Linked DNA regions of Homo sapiens: region 1 is linked to region 2. Evidence: chromatin loops called from intact Hi-C (ENCODE). Cell type or tissue: endothelial cell of umbilical vein. All regions are shown on one strand.

The links. A loop is a pair of places that touch in the nucleus more often than their neighbours do. Peaks named below come from ENCODE experiments on the same cell type or tissue, not always from the same donor. Only the 100,000 strongest peaks of a DNase experiment are listed, where the experiment ranks them.
Region 1: it touches region 2 in a loop (10-fold over the local background); 6 of 110 quality-filtered maps call a loop at or near these places.

The regions. Positions count from the first base shown.
Region 1 is chr18:23,911,049-23,915,048 of GRCh38, reverse strand. It overlaps LAMA3 (laminin subunit alpha 3), which reads right to left. Exons shown (of 75, transcript NM_198129.4): 56 at 2,168-2,338; 57 at 488-639; 58 at 189-351. Among named protein-coding and RNA genes, the nearest start is that of LINC02958, 69 kb to the left of the region's middle. In endothelial cell of umbilical vein, no CTCF peak of the experiment used is centred here; a DNase peak (open chromatin) is centred at 2,498; H3K27ac peaks cover 702 bases.
Region 2 is chr18:23,852,275-23,856,274 of GRCh38, reverse strand. All of the region lies in intron 32 of LAMA3 (laminin subunit alpha 3), which reads right to left. Among named protein-coding and RNA genes, the nearest start is that of LINC02958, 130 kb to the left of the region's middle. In endothelial cell of umbilical vein, no CTCF peak of the experiment used is centred here; a DNase peak (open chromatin) is centred at 2,304; H3K27ac peaks cover 932 bases.

The DNA.
Region 1 (4,000 bases), 59 kb before region 2:
CATACTAAAGCTTAGAACAGTGCACAGAGGAAGCACTCAATAAGTGTTAGCTAGTATCTCTAGAATGTGCTGTAAGAATGTGCGGTTAAATCCATTTTATATGTAATTAACAATTAGAGACATGAGGTCATCACCATACCAAATTAAAATTTTAATATTTAATTCAGTGAAATAACATTTACACTTACTTTAAAATCAGGTGGGTAACCTCCAACATAAAATACAACATTTTCAGGATCCAAATTAAGGAGTGTATTGCTATTTCTACCATCCATGTCATAGACTCCGGGTGTTTCTGGTTTACTGGATGTGGCTCCTTTGGTGTAATTAAGCCTTGCAAACTGATAAATTCTGTTTAAAATGAATTTAGATAATAAAGTTAAACAAAAAATTTGAAGAATTCAAAGCCAAGCCACTAAAAATGGGGTTCAGCAACATGTATACATGGAAGTTTGGTGAGCACAGGTACAGTCAATCAGACTTGTACCTCTGAAATTTCACCCGATCCATAACTGCCTCCTTAGTCTCACTCTTGGTCAAGATCTGGTCCACTTGGAGTTCAGCCTCACGGTCCCCCAGGTTGTAGACACAGGTGAGCTGGCCATCCACAACTGCCATGCCGATGTAGTCCCGGGAGGCCTGGAGACAAAGGGCCACCTCAGAACACTTCACATTGTGGTTTCTCAAATTCCCATCCCAAGAGGATGAGGATGCATTTCAAATAACTAATGGGTTTTAGGCAATAAGCCTTGGAGAGACAGAATAAACAAGGTGCAATATTTTATAGAATAATATAGAATGCAGAATTAATAATGTGAGAGCTGTCTCTGCTCATGTTATAGGGCACTCATTTATTCATTCCTCCATTCACTCAATCTACAAATATGTGCCAAGCACCTACCATACAGAGGGCCCAGGTATAGACTCAGCCGTCCAACAGATTTTAGTCTGGTAAGGGAGATAAGCCATTTTGCTTCTCCCAGTACCACACAACATCCTCTTAACACTTTGTGCATGCCTCTGTTGTCACACCTCTATGTTATCATGGTTAGTTATATATGCATCTTTCTTCCCTGCTAGAATGTGAGCGCCTTAAGGTAGAAACAAAATGTTTTAAAATCACGGCATAATATCCATAAAACTTACCATTTTAACCATTTTAAGTGTGCATTGGCATTAAGTACATTCGAGAATAAATTTTTGTTTATCACAAAGCCAGAATGTGACACATAGTAGGTATATGGTATAAATTTGCTGAAGGAATAAAGTAATGTGCATTTTACCACAAAACAAAGCAAAAAATCATGACATAACAAGCTACAAATAAAATGCCAACCTCTTGAAGCATGGAAGAGTAATTAGCAATAGTGTTGATTTTAAGAATCTTTAAATACAAGATCCACTAGTGACAACTAACAATTTCCTAATTGGGCAGAATTTTTGAGAACCATATTTCAAGCATTTTTCTTCCAACAACTGAATCCTAACCCAGTGAGTGATTAGCTTTTCCTCTGACACTTATGTCAAAGAAATGTATTTTAAAAGGAGGGATTAAAAGCTAAAGCCAGCCATTCAAAATGCCTGTATGGGTAGTGAATTTACACTGATAGTAGTAGTAGTGATGAATTTACACTGATAAAGAGACAGGGCAACTGCTTTTCTTATCATTTAGGCAGGAGAGGGAGGATTCATTCCACTCCAGTCCTCACCCATAATCTCTCCATCCCACAGGCTTGAGGAAGGATCTGAGGCTGGGCAGTCTGAGGAAGAGGACAAGGTCACAATTCTGTGAGGAGGAGCTACTCCTCCTTGGTATTGATCCCTGGTGGTGTGGTGTCAATCATACAACTTGGTAGTATGGAGGGGTGCCAATCATCCTCCCCAAGTGCATATGTTTTTTACATGTACACACACATGCCCACGTGCTGGGCCCATTGGGTAAAGCCTCTTGATCCTCTAGCAACCAACAATGCATGGGAGGCCCCTCGAGGGCACTGCCACAGTGGGGAGGTGGGCAGGGAGGAAGCTGGAGGGATTTGTCGATGTCTCAGTAGGATTTCTGCCTGCTGTGCTAATGGCAGTGATGCAGCCGTGCCACACATCTCAAAAGCACACCTCTCGAAAAACATTGTTTCAAAAACAAGAGAGATGTCCAAGCAATACTTACATCTTTATTTCCAAGGTACATCACAAACATATTCTCAGTACCCCCATTTTCTCTTGAGTTGGGCCTTTGGAGAAACAAGGACAGAGATGTATATCCTTTCAAATCTTCCAGGTCATTTGGCAGTCGGACTTCGACTCCAGATTTACCATTGAACCTCATGGGGACAGCAACCTGTGAGGAGTAAGTTACATGGTGTCAAACACTGTCCTGTGAAGAAAGTAGGTGTGCTCAGAGAGCTAGTTTGTGACTCGTAGCCATGTATCAGCCTTTCCTGAGTTGTTATGATAAGGAGCAAGGGAATGTGAATGTCTCTAAGCCCTGGATCATAATCTCCAAGACCCAGATTATAAACTCATGAAGCTGTTTCCGGAGCTGTGTCATAAGGCATTTGTGTTTCTTATTAGTCAGGGATATTTGAGCAGTGCATTTAGTCCTCTGTGCTAGCAATAATAATAATGATAATGACAATAATATGAATTACAACCCTAGAAGGTTTTTGTGCAGATGAACTAACATCTATGGAGGCACTTGGCATGGTGCCTGGCATACAATCAGACATGTAATACATTAAAACTATATTTTAAGCCAGGTGCAGTAGCTCACACCTGTAATCTCAGCACTTTGGGAGGCTGAGGTGGGAGGATCACTTGAGCTCAGGAGTTCCAGGCTGCAGCATGCCATGATCATGCCACTGGACTCCAGCCTAGGGAGCAAAGTGAGACTTTGTCTCAAAAAAAAAAAACTATATATATCTATATGTTTTTATATAGATATATATTTTTAAATATATGCATTTATATATTAAATATATAAAATATATTTTTATAAGTATATATTAATATACAATTTATATATAATTATGTATTATATATATTTATATATAAATATACATTTTAATATATTAAATATATAATAAATGCATAAATTATATGTTATATAATATATAATTTTATATATTATATTAAAATGCATATATAATTATATGTACATTGTATGTAATATATAATTTTATTTAATATATAAAAGCAGATATAATTATATAACACTATATATGCATAAAATATATGATTATAATATATAATTAAATATATATGCATATATTAAATTTATACTTATATATTAAAATATTTTAAATGCACTTTTAAAGGAACTGCTTCTGTTGGATATATTACATGTTACAGTTTTATTTATTATAGGTGTTCAGTCCTGAAAAATAAGTGAGTACATCAAGGCTCTCTAAAATAGCGCTTCTTGAGCTCTCTGTGGTGAAGGACCATTTTTTCCTTCTAATATGCCAGGGACAAATACTTTTGTAAAACATATTCAAATTTAAATCACTACAAAAATAAAAAAAACAAAGTAGACAAAATACAAGCCCACCGATCACATGCTTGCATGTTGAGGCAATTCAAATTGTTCAAAGCTTCCAAACATTTACTCTAAACTTTATAACTATATATAATAGACCACTGACAAAAGTTCTCTGACTAGGCCTGGTGTGTGGACCAAGAAGATAAATATTTCCTAACGATCGAATACAAAAGAATGAGATTTAACTCAAGTCTGCATTTTCTCTATCAATATTTAAATATTTATCAAGGATCTTGTATATGCAAGGCATTAAATCAGGGGACTTAGCGATGGGGTCCCACATTTGCAGGCTCATTTCACGCCTCTCTCTCCTACTCACCCCCTGCCCTTCAGAACCTTCTCTGAGTCTCTGCCTGGCATTCTCTCCTGCTTTTTGTCACCTGGCAAATTCCTACTCTTCCTTTAAATTTTTTAAATTAAGATATTTCTTGTATTTAAGGAAAGGGAGGGAGAAGAATATGC
Region 2 (4,000 bases):
CATTAAGTTTCTCTTTGGCAAATATCTGCTTATTTCCCTTTGGCAAATATCTGCTTATAAAGGATTTTGTATGTGATTAAGAACATAAACTTGGAACCAGGTAACCTGCTTTGAATCCCAACTCTACCACTTACTGGACCTTGGGCAAATTGGTCACTTTACAACCAAGTTTCTTCATCTGTAAAAATGGAGGTAACAATATCTACTTCACAGGATTGTCGTGAGGATTAAATATTACATGTAAAAACCTTACAGGAGTTGCTTGCACACACGTAAGTATTTGCTATTACTATTCTAGCTGTGACATGGGCTAAGGGGAGGAGACGGTGCCTTTCTGTCCACTCGGCACAACTAAAAGGACCAACTCAGCATTACTTGCAAGACCTCCTGGCAAGTTGCATCTTTCAGCCCCATCCCTCTCACCTCTCCCTACTCGATACCTGCAGAAATGATTCCATAAGGAAGTAGCCTCAAAACCACACTTAGAGTAATGTAGGTATAGAGTGTAAATGTTCTGCTTGAAGTGGATGGCTCTAGTGCAGTGGATTGTAAACTCTGGGAGAGGATCGGAGACGCTTTTGGAAAGCTGGGTAAACTATGGGCCATATTCTCAGAAAAGTGTCCACTAAACTCACAGAAAGACTCATTCTCATATACACACAATTTTGCATTCTCTTATCAGAGGGCTCCTGGCCCCAGGTTAATAACAACTGCTCTCTTCTTGTGACCCTCGGACTAAATGTAATCAGGCAGTCTGGCAAAAATGTAAAGCCTGTTCTCAGCTGATTCCTTATTTCTGGAGAGACAGCGAGTGTGGAGCACAAGGACTCTGGTGGTCTAGAGACCGGAAAGAAGAGAGAGCAGATGACCCCTCCCAAAATAAAAGCCATCAGAGAGAGAAGCCTCAGAACAGAAGAGGGCCATTGGAGATGGCCCGACGTAGGCTGGGTGAACCTTGCTTCTCTTTTCCTGGCAGTGAAGGAAAGAACACCACGCACAGAGGGACAGTGTTGCCATGAAGTGCCAACCTGGCAGACTGGCATCCCAAGGTCTGAACGTTTCTTTTAGCAAACATGCGGGGCTTCTGGCCAAGGGTGAATTAATAAGATGCTGGTGGTAGGTGAGCAACTCACACACTGAACGCCATTGGTGGGCACAACTCAGAGTGTCCCCTGAGCAAGTGATCTGGGCAGGGACCTGGAAAGTGAGGTCACGCAGACAGGAGCCTGTGGTTTTTTTGTGTGTGTGGTTTATTTTTTTAAATTTTTTTATTTTTTATTTATTTATTTTTGAGACGGAGTCTCGCTCTGTCACCAGGCTGGAGTGCAGTGGCGCGATCTCGGCTCACTGCAAGCTCTGCCTCCTGGGTTCATGCCATTCTCCTGCCTCAGCCTCCCGAGTAGCTGGGACTACAGGCGCCTACCACCATGCCCAGCTAATTTTTTGTATTTTTTTAGGAGAGTCGAGGTTTCATCGTGTTAGCCAGGATGGTCTCGATCTCCAGACCTCGTGATCCGCCTCCTTGGCCTCCCAAAGTGCAGGGATTACAGGCGTAAGCCACCACATCCGGCCCTGGAGCCTGCATTTTATGTTTTCTTTTCTTTTTTTATTTATTTTTATTTATTTATTTTTTTGAGACAGAGTCTCGCTCTGTCACCCAGGCTGGAGTGCAGTGGCGCAATCTCGGCTCACTGCAAGCTCCGCCTCCCGGGTTCACGCCATTCTCCTGCCTCAGCCTCCCAAGTAGCTGGGACTACAGGTGCCCGCCACCATGCCCAGCTAATTTTTTGTATTTTTAGTACAGATGGGGTTTCACCATGTTAGCCAGGATGGTCTCGATCTCCTGACCTCGTTATCCACCCAACTTGGCCTCCCAAAGTGCTGGGATTACAGGCGTGAGCCACCGCACCTGGCCACGTTTTGTATTTTCACTTCACTGGAAAGGAAAGGAACAAGAGTACCTGCAGCAAGGGCAGCTGTGGAAGCTGCTTGTCCAGACAAGGAGGAAGGGAAGCAAAATCATGACTGGCCTGTGTGTTTATTTTAGAATGTATGCGAGATGATCCAGTGGAAAGAGAGTGACTGAGAAGATGTGGCCAGTCAGTAATATAGGACCAAGCTCTGAGCCTCACACAGCACATGGGTAGCAGCTGAGAGCACTAAAGCAGATGGGAAAAAAGCCAACAGAGCAGAGGGAGGAGAGCAGCGGCCTGCAAATGGGACCCTGAGTGGCCCCGCTGGGCCTGCTAGGCCAGGGTGAACCAAAACAATATCTATATTCTTGAGTACTGCAATGTTTAGATAATTGAGTTATGCATCCTGTGCAAAGACAGTTTTTGGTGTTGCCAGGACAATAGGGAAGTTTTTGGTGGTGCCATGACAATAGGGAAGGAAGAGGACATTTCCTCTTCAAAGTCTGGCTGAACATCCTTTAAAATGACCTCATGTCGGCCTGACTTGGTATGTTTCTCTACAGCGAATTTATGGTACCCAAGGAACAGCCCTACCAGAATTTCTGGTACCCAAGGAGTAGCTGCAGAATGGCAATTCTGGGGAGGCAGGTCAAGAGAATTTATCTCCATGGCAATGGGGCTCCTGGCCAAACGTTTTGTAACAACATCTGGGCATGGGTGGGTGCTTGCCATGTCTCAGAGAATCAGGCCCAGATGTGTTGGGGTGAGCTGCATCCTTTGGTCATTAAGGGGCCGGGTGCAGTGGCTCATGCCTGTAATTCCAGCACTTTGGGAGGCTGAGGCAGTGGATCACCTGAGGTCGGGAGTTCGAGAACAGCCTGACCAACATGGAGAAACCCCATCTCTACTAAAAATACAAAATTAGCCGGGTGTGGTGGTGCATGCCTGTAATCCCAGCTACTCGGCAGGCTGAGGCAGGAGAGTCGCTTGAACCCTGGAGGCAGAGGTTGCGGTGAGCCGAGATCACGCCACTGCACTCCAGCCTGGGCAACAAGAGTGAAACTCCATCTCAAATGAATAAATTAATAAACACTGTAGGGCCCTTCATATTATGCTCATATCAAAGTCCAGTTTTAACCTAGAGCCCAAAATCTACCTTATTTATTTATTTATTTTTTCACTCAAGAATTATTGAGTGCCTTCTACATACACATTCCTTTGTTAGGGGACATGGGAGGGAGGGGACAAAGTAGAATAAGTCAGTCTTGATGTGGACATGTTTCACTGCGGACACAGGACCTAGAATGTGGAAATTAAGGGAGAAGCTGGCTAAGCAGTCAACTTGCTTTGGCCAATGAGATGATGAGGCGATCTCTGTGGACTCGTAGAAGGCTCCTTGCATTCTTTGAGTCTGTACTTTTAACACAAAAATCCTTGAAGGACAGGCATAATTTGGGGGTAGTAGGAGAGGAGGAGGGAGCCCTTTCACAACTGGAGAACAGAACACAGACAAAAAGTGTTTAGAGGAAGTGAGAAAACCAAGCCAGAGAAGAAAGCAGAAAAAACAAAAAGGTACTAAAAGTTAGGGTAGATAGAAGTCAAATCACGGAAAGTTGGTCTTTATCCTATTAGACAATGGGGAATTAAGGAAAGTTCTTGAGCAAAGAATGTGATGTCATGGAAATGGTGTTCCCATAACAGCCCACACACAATATGGCGCTCACCATGCTGCACTGTCACTCTTGGTTAGAACAGGTGCCCCCACCAGATCACAAACATGTGTGCCTTCCACAGGAAGCACAGCACCCAAACTGGAGTAGGTATTAGATGCACTTTGAGCAACAAAACACATACAAAATAACACTTAAGGGAAAGCTAAAAAACCTCACAAGGAACTGAGATGTTTCATCCTCATTAAAATAACAAAAACAAACAGAAATACATGCCAAGAAGATAAAATCACATTTAAGGGCAGGCTGCCATAAAACAAAAAGAAGATAAAATCATAAACATGTATGCATTTATCAACATTGTCTCAAGTTCACAGACTAATAGTACCATGTATTTGTGAATAAAGTTAAGGGAAA